Regions from separate parts of the Homo sapiens genome. Here regions 1 and 2 are each linked to region 3. The links are chromatin contacts, found by Hi-C or POLR2A ChIA-PET in ENCODE. All regions are on one chromosome and are shown on one strand. Each heading gives the region's core, a stretch centred on a gene start or an enhancer-like site at or near the end of the contact. The rest is flanking DNA. Distances are from core to core; before and after follow the strand shown. Region 1 holds the start of LINCMD1 (long intergenic non-protein coding RNA, muscle differentiation 1). Region 2 overlaps LOC124901329 (a long non-coding RNA gene). Region 3 holds the start of ELOVL5 (ELOVL fatty acid elongase 5).

The links. A loop is a pair of places that touch in the nucleus more often than their neighbours do. ChIA-PET counts read pairs that join two places held with the same protein, here RNA polymerase II (POLR2A). Pooled maps may share reads with other maps.
Region 1: a loop to region 3 is called in a pooled map, with 3 times the contacts of the local background. The contact joins the promoter of LINCMD1 here to the promoter of ELOVL5 in region 3. A Hi-C loop is called at or near these places in 2 of 37 single-sample maps with no recorded cell type and 5 of 50 pooled maps.
Region 2: a loop to region 3 is called in a map of naive thymus-derived CD4-positive, alpha-beta T cell, with 2.4 times the contacts of the local background. The contact joins the enhancer-like site here to the promoter of ELOVL5 in region 3. A Hi-C loop is called at or near these places in 1 of 168 maps with a recorded cell type or tissue (naive thymus-derived CD4-positive, alpha-beta T cell), 3 of 37 single-sample maps with no recorded cell type and 11 of 50 pooled maps. POLR2A ChIA-PET finds 5 or more read pairs at or near these places in 1 of 52 experiments (activated B cell).

What each region holds. Positions count from the first base shown.
Region 1 is chr6:52,149,517-52,153,403 of GRCh38, forward strand. LINCMD1 (long intergenic non-protein coding RNA, muscle differentiation 1) reads right to left here and starts at 1,507. Exons shown (of 3, transcript NR_131248.1): 1 at 1,366-1,507. RefSeq lists an enhancer at 3,335-3,629.
Region 2 is chr6:52,302,306-52,306,195 of GRCh38, forward strand. LOC124901329 (a long non-coding RNA gene) reads right to left here. Exons shown (of 2, transcript XR_007059609.1): 2 at 1-161. Among named protein-coding and RNA genes, the nearest start is that of MCM3, 20 kb to the left of the region's middle. RefSeq lists a silencer at 1,886-2,180 and an enhancer at 3,836-3,890. Within about 2 kb of position 2,491, at least 6 of the 41 ENCODE cell types and tissues checked have a DNase peak (open chromatin) inside an H3K27ac peak, as active enhancers do.
Region 3 is chr6:53,347,557-53,351,418 of GRCh38, forward strand. ELOVL5 (ELOVL fatty acid elongase 5) reads right to left here and starts at 1,394. Exons shown (of 8, transcript NM_021814.5): 1 at 1,261-1,394. RefSeq lists a silencer at 795-1,234.

The sequences.
Region 1 (3,887 bases), core at 257-2,756, 1.2 Mb before region 3:
CTATTCACTAAGCAATCATTTCTCAGTTCCCTGATCTGTAGAATAGGGATAATAGTACCTGTCACACCAGGCACAGTGGCTTATGCCTAAAATCTCAGCATTTGGGGTGGCTAAGACAGGGGATTGCTTGAGGCCAGGAGTTCCAGATCAGCCTGGTCAACATAGCAAGATGCTGTTTCTACCAAAAAAAAATTTTTTTTGTTTTAATTAGCTGAATGCGGTAGTGCACACCTATAGTCCTAGCTACTTGGGAGGCTGAGGCAGGAAGATCACTTAAGTCCAGGAGATGGAGGCTGTAATGAGCTAAGTTCTCATAATCGCTACCTTTTACTAAGGGAGAATTCTGACCTGTCCTTCCAGTTTATCTTTTAAGATTTGTATCTTTTATGGTGTGTGTCTGGAACTTAGACAGTAATAAGTAAATATTTGGGTTTAAAATTCTATAGACATGTGTGTTCACATGCTGTATTCTGACACAAATGGGGTAGCATAAGTGCCTAGAGCCCACCACAGTGACCTCAGAGGAGAACACAGAGCTTACTAGCACAAATCTTTGCATTCAGGAAGACCTGGGGTTGAATGCTGCCCCTCTAATTTATTAGCTGTGATATATCCTCTCCGCAGCTCAATTAACATTGCACAAGCCTTAGTTTACTCATCTGTAAAATGGGGACAATGATACCAACCTCAGTTACCGTAAGGCTTAAAACAGACAGTGTTAATAAAGAGCCAAATATAAGCCCTTAAGAAATAGTAGCTGTTGTTTTACTGCTGTAAATGGCAACAGCACAAGGACAATGCTGTGTCCACAGGCACTTGTATGTAGAAGGAAAGAGCCAAATTAAAAAAAAAATAGGAGAAGAACTCAAAAAATACATAAAGGCTCATTGCTCACTGTAGGGTTTTGTTTTTTGTTGTTGTTGTTTTGTTTTTGTTTTTGTTTATTTTTTGAGACAGGGTCTCACTCTGTTGCCCAGATAGGAGTGCAGTGGCACGATTTCAGCTCACTGCAACCTCCGCCTCCCAGGCTCAAGCGATTCTCCTGCCTCAGCCTCCCAAGCAGCTGAGATTACAGGCACGCACCACTACCACCCGACTAAGTTTTATATTTTTAGTAGAGACAGGGTTTCACCATGTTGGCCAGGCTGGTCTTGAACTCCTGACCTCAAGTGATCCGCCCGCCTTGGCCTCCCAAAGTGCTGGGATTACAAATGTGAGCCACCGTGCCCAGCCTATAGGGTATTTTTATATTCCAACTATTAATTCTACTAGCATGTAGCATACATGCATTCACCCTAGTACATATGACTAGCATATAATATGCTTTACTTTTAAAAAATGCTTTATACATGAGACTGATCTTACCATCTTCAATATCCTGTCTGGAAAGCCTTCATTTGTGAGTGCTGTTGAGATCACATGTCCTCCCAAGTAGGACATGGAGTGTGAAGGCCATTGAGTGGGTGTTCCAAAGGGCAGCACAGAATGGAGTTTAGTTGAAGGTGCTGGGGACACACTACCTGGGCTCAAGTCCCAGCTCCCCACTCTCCAGCTGTGCCACTTGAGCAAGTTGCTTGACCTCTCCAGGCCTGGGTTTCCTCATCTGTAAAGTAGGAATATTGATAATAATATCTACTTCATAGAGTTTCATGAGAATACATGTAAAGGCCTGAAACCAGTATTGGGTACATAATAATACATTCTTAAGAGTCTTTATTTCTGACAATGTACCTGAAATGTTCCTGAAATTAAGTTGGTGTTCAATAAAAACATGTTCACTGAAAGATCAGCTTCTTTGTTTATTTTAAGCACAAACTATGGGATCATGTAATTTTTGGTTCAACTATTTCTACTTATCTCTTTCAATGCAGCACACTGGTTCAAAGCAGTAGTAAGGTGTGGGGGAAGGATGGCAACAAGCTTCTCTCTGCTTCCCAGGTCTGTGATGAAATGGAACTTCCCTGCGAACTAGGGGTATGCCTCTGGGAGTAGAAGCAGGGTGATCTTGAAGCGCAGTCGCAGAGCTGTCACCCGGAAGTCACCTGGCAGAACAGAAAACAAACATGATGTGGCCAAATACCAGCTGTCCTTAACAGGAGGGATCTTTTCCATCTGGAAGGGCAGAGGTCATGTAGGTAAAGATTAGATAACAATGCCAGGTATAGGTAAAAGGAGTGTTAAAAAAGGGTCACTTTCATATTTGGGATATTATGGCTAAAATGCCTGATAAAACTGGACAAGACATATAAGGCTAAGACTAAATAATGTCTTCTCTCTGTTAGAAAGAAGCCAGCCAGGCCAGGCATGAGGGTTCTTGTCTATAAATCCCAGCACTTTGGGAGGCCAACGCTGGCGGATCTCTTGAGCTCAGGAGTTCAAGACCAGCCTGAGCAAAACTCCATCTCTACAAAAAATACCAAAAATTAGCTGGGCACAGGGATGGGGACGCTGAGGTGGGAGGATCGCTTGAGCCCAGGAGTTTGATTGAGGCTGCAGTGAGCTGCGATGGCACCACTGCACTCCAGCCTGGGTGACAGAGTGAGACCCTGTCTCAAAAACAAAAGAAAAAAAAAGAAGGAAAGAAGAGGGAGGGAGGTAGAGAGGGAGGGAAGGAGTGAGAGAGGGAGGGAAGGAAGGAAGGAAGTTAAGAAGGGAGAGAGGGAGGGAGGGAGAGAAAGAAGGTAAAGGAAAGGAAGGAAGGAGAGAGAAAGGAATAAAGAAAAAGAAAAGGAGAGGAGGGGAGGAGAGGGAAGGGGAGCAAGCTAGCACACTTCTGGCAAGGGTTGGAGAACATGAGTGAACATTGTCATCCAACTTTCTACCTATCCCCTTGCCCTCAAGGGTCTTTGCAGAACACATCTTTGAGGGCCACAGGATGGAAGGAGTTCTAGTCATAGCCTGCCTCCAAAGTCAAAATATCGTACTGTCCCCTCTTATTCACTCCTGGAGAATTCAACTTCCATTCACATTTCTGTTTGATTTTCCTTAAACCAGGAGGGGAGCAAATGTATTCCTGCTCCCACTCACCACTATAAAAAGACAGAACCTTTAAGAAAACATGTTTTCTGGTAAGTTTGAATGACCTTGATATCCATGTTCAAAGGTCCCACAAGCCCAAACTCTCCATTTCCGTAAGAAATCAAGAGGAATCAGAGAATGGGGACTGCTGCCCACGGGTTGCGGTTGCTCATCCTGCCACAGCCCCTCTTCAGGGCAGAAATCTAGGTTAGGCCACCCAGTGGGGTGTGTGGTTTTGTGATTGCTGCTGTGTCCCTTTATGTGTGTTCCTGTATCATCATCAGTCCTGTGCCAGTAAGTGGCAGCCCATGATGTCACACCGGTCAAACATGACGACTCTTGGTCACCCTCAGAATGGACCCCACCCCCACATCTGGTGAGTGTTGGGAGGAAGAAAGTGATAGCACAGGCGTGCTGAAGGAGCTCTTCCCCGGAAGGAGTTGACGGAAAATAGTGCGGGGCTATCTAACTGGCAGGAATCCAGACAAACAAGAAAATCCCATTAGTGCAGTCCATCAACGAGTTTCTTTCTGATGGTAATTCCCAGGGCTGGCAAGACTGTTAGAAAACAGCAGCTCATACATAGCTGGGAGTGAATATAGGTCTATACTCTTCAAAGCATCATTTATCAATACATAGGCATCAAGAAGGCTATTATCTTCTCTGCCCAGAATCTTCTCTTTCTCTGTTAACAGCTCAGTCTCCCTCCCTTGGCTATTCTTTTTTTTTTTTTTTTTTTTTTGAGATGGAGTCTTGCTCCATTGCCAGGCTGGAGCGCAGTGGTGCAATCTCAGTTCACTGCAACCTCTGCCTCCTGGGTTCAAGTGATTCTCCTGCCTCAGCCTCCCAAGTAGCTGGGACTACAAGCA
Region 2 (3,890 bases), core at 1,241-3,740, 1.0 Mb before region 3:
TATCTATTCCACGCTTCAAAGCTGAGACAGAATGAAACATAAGAGCCAAGTGCAGTGGCACATGCCCGTAAATTCCAGCACTTCAGGAGGTTGAGACAGGAGGAACACTTGAGGCCCGGAGTTTGAGACCAGCATGGGCAACATAGCGCAATGCCCCGTCTCTACAAAAAAAAAAAAACATTTAATTAGCCATGGGTAGTGGCACATGCCTGTGATCCCAGCTACAGCTACTTGGGAGGCTGAGGCAGGAGAATCACTTGAGCCCAGGAATTCAAGTTTACAGTGAGCTATGATCGCACCACTGCACTCTAGCCTGGGCAACAGACAAAGACCTTGTCTTAAAAAAAAAAAAAAGAAACACAATTCATTTAAGGATCTTTTAATTAAAATCCTACATTTATTTTCCTTTTGTTCACTTTGTTATCTATCCATTTCCTTTATTAAATTTTTAAATTTCTTCTAACAGAAAAAGTATTGATGCCAGTTCCAATAGTTACTTTCCTGCCCTTTGGGGCAGGACAGTTCGATATGTGTACCTCCAGAAGCCCCAGCACACATTAGGAAGCCATCTTTGGTCCAGAACTTCTCTATCTGTGCTATCTTTCAGCACCTCCTCAAAGTCAGGCTGGTTTTCCAGGCGATAGCACAGATGGCATCCACAACCTCATAGAAGGCATGCTCAGCAATAGATCTGTCTACCCCAAGGAACTTAGCAGCAAGACACAGAGGCACCAGGGAGGCCAGCAATGCAACCCAGTAGCTACTTTCTGAGACACAGACAGAGGCAATTTTATGTGGATGGTTTTCCTTTGAAGATGTGTGGCCAGCTTTTCAAAGATAAAGTAAAATGTCTCCTTAGACATCAGGAAGGTTTGCCTCCAACTGTCGGGGATGTCTGCCCACTCAGAGGTCCTGCTGAAGATGGGACAATGTGGAGAGAGCTCTGGTCCTGTGGGCTCTAAGAGATCAAGCATCTGGCTCTATGAACAGAGAACAGATGACCTGCTTTGGTTCTCCAATATTGATTCAGTTTGACCTGCATGGTCTGGGCCAGGGAAGCCACCTGCTCAGCCTCTTCACTCTCAGCCACAAGCACAGCAGCAATGGCTCTCCTTTGCAGGACAGCTTGTGCAAGATGTTGCAGTCCCCCCTGAGCTTGATGCTGAAAGCATGCTTTGAGGGTGGTGGAGGCCTTTGAGTTGAGTTGGGTACAGTGATGTGTGAGTGTGTGTGACTTTCCTAATAAAAGTCAATGAAATTTTCCCCCAGGTAACCGTGGAAGCTCAGGGTTGAGTTAGTTGATGAATATCAGGCCTTCCATTATGAAGTGAATGCAGGTATGAATGAAATTATATCTGTGTAACCACACATCAGTATCTTCCCTCCATGTTCTTACAGAATCAGTCAGCAATACAAGAGCCAAAGTAAAACAGCTCAGAGAAAATAAGACTCATTCTTAGTGTGGATATCATTCTTTTCCTCACACAGACTTCCTCTCCTTAATGACCCCTTCCTTCTAAAGGACTTTTCATTTTTCCTGGCCTTCTTGTAGCAGGACGAGCCACAGACAGAGCTCCTCAGACACGGAATTAAAGAAGGAAGGAATTTATTCGGCTGGGAGCATTGGCAAGACTCCTGTCTCAAGAGCCAAGCTCCCCAAGTGAGCAATTCCTGTCCCTTTTAAGGGCTCACAACTCTAAAGGGGTCCACATGAGAGGGTTCTGATGGATTGAGCAAGCAGCGGGTATGTGACTGGGGGCTGCATGCACCAGTAATCAGAACGAGACAGAACAGGACAGGGATTTTTACAATGCTCTTCCATACAATGTCTGGAATCTATAGATAACATAACCAGTTAGGTCAGGGGTTGATCTTTAACTACCAGGCCCAGGACGCGGCGCCGGGCTGTCTGCCTGTGGATTTCATTTCTGCCTTTTAGTTTTTACTTCTTCTTTTGTTGGAGGCAGAAATTGGGCATAAGACAATATGAGGGGTGGTCTCCTCCCTTATTCTGACTCTCTTCACCAAGCAAACACATTGGCAAAATTCTACAGAAGTCTCTCCCACACACTAAAATCAAGGAGTGCCCTGAAAAACCAAAATAAGGGCCGGGCACAGTGGCTCATGCCTGTAATCCCAGCACTTTGGGAGGCCGAGGCGGGCGCATCACCTGAGGTCAGAAGTTGGAGACTAGCCTGACCAACATGAAGAAACCCTGTCTCTACTAAAAATACAAAAATAAAAATAAAAAAAAAATTAGCCGGACGTGGCGGTGCATGCCCATAATCCCAGCTACTAGGGAGGGCTGAGGCAGGAGAATCCCTTGAACCCGGGAGGCAGAGGTTGCAGTGAGCCAAGATTGCATCATTGCACTCCAGCCTGGGCAACAGAGTGAGACTCCGTCTCAAAAATAAAAATTAAAAAAAAAAAAATTGGCAAAATTCTACAGGAAGTCCCTCCCACACACTAAATTCAAAGAGTGCCCTGACAAACCAAACTGCTTCACCAGTTTTACTTGCCCTGATCATCTAACGTCCCCCACAAGCAGGCACATGAAGATGGTTAGTTTTTTGTTTTGTTTTTGTTTTGTTTTAAGACAAAAAGCCAAGACCTTTTTCAATCTCGGGTTTCTGCCTTTTAGTTAAAAAATTCACTCTATATTTCAATCTATTATGAGGAAGGACCTGCTTGACAGGAGTGAAAAAAAAATCAATTATTCCTTAAAGTTTTCAGAAAGAAAAACCACATGGAAGAATAGACTTTAACATTAGCATTGGATATTTCTAGATCTCAGCGCTCTCACATTGCCAAGTCACTTGGAATGTCTAATCAGCTGCCTAATGGAGGAACTGAGACTGCAAAGCATTCTTGACACACCACTGCAGTGCTTTCTCTTTCATACTGCAGTGCTTTCCTGCTGTTTCTTACTTAATGAAAATCTACTTCCATAATATCATGATGTGTTTTTTGAGCTGCTCTTTCTCTAAGAGCTGGTGTCCATCCTAGGTGGGGCTAGGAGTCAGAAGATGCATGCATATTCTAGCTCCAAAGGGTGTGTGACCTTAGGAAAGTTACCCTCCCTTTCTCTGTCCCAAGTGTTCTCCTTATAAAACAAGCATGTTGGACTCACCTAATCCTAACTAAGGCCTTTAGTTGCTGTAACATCTTAAAATTAATTCAAAAGACCAGATCTCACAGGATCTCTGCTAAGATGGCTATAACTTGTCGTCTTAGAGATTGTTTCTAAGGTAGTAAAATAAATACAACGTGGTAAATATTATGAACTCAGCAACGCATTCCACAAATATTTATTGAGCCCCTTTAATGTGCTAGGAATTATGACAGGCACAGGAGATGAAGTGAGACAGCCATTATAGATACTAAATCTCATGTTCGTTATCGGATCAGCAGCTTGGAAAAAGAATCAGTACTTTGTCATTTCTTTCTAGGTAGCTGTTTGTGACTGGAAAGTCTGTGCTTGTTATTGCTGGCAAATTCTTGACGTGGGCAGGACTGCATATTCTGGCACTTAGGACTTTAATGATTTCCATGAATCTTTTCATGTAGTAATTAAACATATTTCCTAAAATTCTATCTAGGTGGGAGTCACTGCCACCACCTTGAGACTTACTGTAGTCTCATTGTAATAGTATGCTTCCTGTCTACCTGTCTGAAAAATTACTCTATTACTGGACTTTTTGGCATCTTCCACTTGAAAATGACAACTTAGCCAACCGACAGTGATCAAGAGGAAATGAGAGTTTCTGTTCTCCTTTCTTTGCCTTATGATTTCTTTTGATGTAAGACATCATGATCCGACTTTAGCAATACCGCCTCTTCATCGGGCTCACAACTCTGTGCTACATGAATTCCTTTGCTTCCTCCTTAGT
Region 3 (3,862 bases), core at 144-2,643:
AAGCAACATCAGCTCTTCCGTACAATTCTATGAAGCACTTCCTGCCACGGGTCCCGCTATTTAAAACAAATTAGGCTGCTCGCTCCCCACAAATCCCATCTAGCACCTCTCGGTTCCTCAGTCTAGCTAATAAACCATGCACTGGATTCTTCCGAAAGAGACCCCCCGCCCCCGACCCCGCCACCTCCGCCACTTTGCATAACTGGCCAAATGCATTCTCCAAATTTGCAATCAAGGAGCTTAATTCACAATTGTGGATGGGGCGGGGGGAACCGCCAAGTGCAAGAACACGGAACGGTTGCAAGACGCAGTTCAGCAAGAACAACTCTTGCTCTAGGCATTGCTCCGTCGACCCGAGGTGGTGGGGTGGGAGAGTCTTACCGGCGTGGAAACAGTAAAAAGGCACTTTTCCTTACAACTCGCAAGACAACACACACTCTAGCTCCCCCGGCGCAGAGCACAACCGCCCCCCCGCCGCGCGCCTCCCTCGCAGCCAACCGCTCCCGCCTCTCCAGGGATCAGGCTCCCAGAAAGGGCCGCCCCGGTCGCCCCCGAGTCCCCGCCCTCTCGCTTTCCCACCAGCCTCATCCCTCCCTGAGTACCAAGGGCTGCCGTTGTCTGGTTTCAATAAAAACTGAAGCGGTCCCGAGCTAGCAGGCTTCCCTCCGAGGGGCGGACGGAAGGTCCGCAGGGTTAACGGAAGCGGAGAGAACAGGACAAAAAGGAAAGGCCGGAGAGTCCCCCCAGCGGCGCCCGGTGCCCGCAGACCCTCGCACAGGCTCTTCGAACTCACCCGGGTTTCGCCGACTCCAAAGAAAGCGCGCTCCCTCCGAGAGCGCTCCCCCGGCTCTCCCGCCGCGCGCTCCGGCCCGCAGGGCGGGAGGACCCAGGCGGACAGATCCATCCCTCCGCGTCTGGTGTGGGCACGGTGTCGTGCCCCGCGGCGCCTGTCAGCGCGCACAGGTGGGACCGCAGCACAGAGAACGCTCCCGAGCGCCCTGCCTCAGCCTCGGCGTGGGGCGAGCCGCCCGCGCCCGCACCCGCACCCCTTTCCCCGCGCCCGAGGAGCCGGGCTGTACCCCGGAGCCGGCGGAGCTGGAGGCCGCGGGCGGAGCGCGGGTTGCCCCGGCAGCTCTTTCTCGGCACCAGGTCCGAGACCTAACGGCAGTTCTCTCTGACCGCTTCCCGGCCGCGCGCTCGCGCGGGTGTCATGGCCGAGCGGCGGCCCCCGACGAAGTTTCCCGGAGCTGACGGCTTTACCTTTTAGCCCAAGGGGCGGCAGCAGCTTTGAGCAGCAGCAAGGCGGCGGCGGCGGAGGGAGCGCGGGTGGCAGCCGGCGCAGAGGCGGATGTAGAAGGAGACACCGGTGGCTAGGACCCGCGCGATGGGAAGAGGAAGGCGCCGGCTATCTACAATCAGAACGTGGGCTGACCGTGACGTCACAATGGCGCGGCCAGCCAATCGGGACCCGAAGGATGAATCAAGCGCTATGATGTCATGCGGCCCGGGAGCCAATCGCGGGACAATAGAACTTTCGTGATCGTAAATTCCAGAATCCGATGCGGTGGAGAGCCTAGGCCGGGGTTGGCCCCTCGGTTCCACGTGTCTCTGGGAAATTTTTTTCCCCTTTCTTCCTAATAAGCCTGCGTGGAACGCAGAGCCTGCGCAATAGCCCCGGTGAAGTTGTCGATGCCCTGAACTCTGGTTTTTTTACTGCCAGGCGTGGCAGGAGTCTGTGGCCGCATTTGGGTGGCAGAAGCCCACCCTCGTTACGGTCTCCTCTATGAGTTATGTCATGCTGAAGGGGATCCACTTCATCGTTAAAGCTGAAAGGGTTAAATGCCCACGGAGACCGCCGGAGTGAAGGTCTGCAGTTGAACAAGATAAAGGAACAAGAACAAAACGACTCAAAACTGTTGTAACCATAACTCCCTTGCAAAGGATTTACCGTGTATTTTTCTTAGGGATTCTGATTTTTCTTTGGAAGCCACTATCAACTCCATTTCTACTCTAGAAATTATTCTAAAGGATTGTTAAATGAGGAAAGATGGAATCAGTGTCTTTTCAGCTAAGCATATTTAAGCACTTAAGACAAAGGGGGTTCAGGGCATAAACGGAAGATCCTTGCTGTTTTTCACTGATATTTGGATAATTAAAGACCTTCATTAGCTTTGTATCCTACTGTTTCCCCATTCAAACCCCAGAGATTTAGCCTTTCTTCGTGTGCCCCTCTTGCTGTATTCTTACTCCTCTATGTGCATCCACCTAACAGTCGGCTATTTAATGTAGGCAAATTTATTCTTTTTTTTCTTTTTTTTTCTTTTTTGAGACAGAGTCTCGCTCTGTTGCCCAGGCTGGAGTGCAGTGGCGCGATCTCAGCTCACTGCAACCTCCACCTTCCGGGTTCAAGCGATTCTCCTGCCTCAGCCTCCCAAGTAGCTGGAATTACAGGCACGCGCCACCACACCCGACTAATTTTTGTATTTTTAGTAGAGATGAGGTTTCGCCATGTTGGCCAGGCTGGTCTCGAACTCCTGACCTCAGGTAATCCGCTCGCCTCAGCTTGCCAAAGTGCTGGGATTACAGACGTGAGTCACCGAGCCTGGCCGGCAAATTTATTCTTTTACATATTTACAATGTAATGCTTATCACGTGCCAGCTGTGTTCCAGGCAGTGGGCCATTGCAATAGGAATGCAAGTATACAAACCATGTACAAATTAAGTAAATTAAACATATACAAAGAATCGAGATTGTCAGTTGCCATTGAGCTCCACAAACACTGAATGACTTCAATTTGCTAGATACTATGTTAGGTATTCAAAATTTGAAACCTTCAAGGACTTCTTGGGCCTGGAAAATGATACAGTCAGGAAGCAACTACAATGCAGAGTGGTAAATGCTGCTATGGACATCAAGGGACATGAGAAAAGCATATGCTGGTGGCATAGACTATTTTTTTGAGATATCTCCTTCATTCTTCACGCTTCTGCCAGTAGTCCAAGGCCAGGGTTCATCTCTGTCATCCCATCTAAGTTTTGCCTTTCCAGGTTTTAAAAGTTTCTAATTTAACTTGAGATTCCAAAAGTCTTAAGTTTTACGCCGCACTTGTTTGAATTGTGCTTACCTATCAATAAAATGTTTTAAGCCCATTTGACCAAAATATCTTTAAGTTCAGGCTTATATAACTGTCAAGCTATGCATTAAATATCAAGTGATTTTTCTTATTGTATGATTAAGTATGACGTTTTGCTGTTTTTTCCCATCCCCCAAAGGCTGCGTTTTTACACAGTTCTTTGTTGATGTGTGTATCTTGGTTTCCATTATAGCATCACCACCCTGTATTGTAGTTGCTTTCTGATGGCATCATCTCACTCAATCCTTGGGGTATATGTACCCCACTTTAAAGACCACCGCTTTAGGTAGTAAACTCCGTTGAAGGGGAAAACATGTTGAATTTTGCTCCTTATTGATCTGTAGATCTTAGTACAATCCCTGGCATATAAGGGCTCAATAAATACGTGTTAGATGAGTGAATCTGTGAACAGTTACTCCCCCTCACCATCACCATCACTTTTCAGCTCCAGAGTTCCAATCCTCTGTCAGATAGTCACATCCCAGGATTATTAGATTATTAACTCCTCTCAAACATGTTGGTACGGTCATGTTCTCATTAGTTCTCCAGCCAGAGACTTAGAGTTCTCAGAACATATATATATATGCAAATGTATTATTTTACATATTACAATGTAATGTTTATCATGTGTCATATATCTCTGGGGGAAACTTCCTCCCACCCTAACAATTACTTCGTATTTCTGCATCATTGCACTCATGAGTAAAGCTGTAAGAAAAACAGTGGAG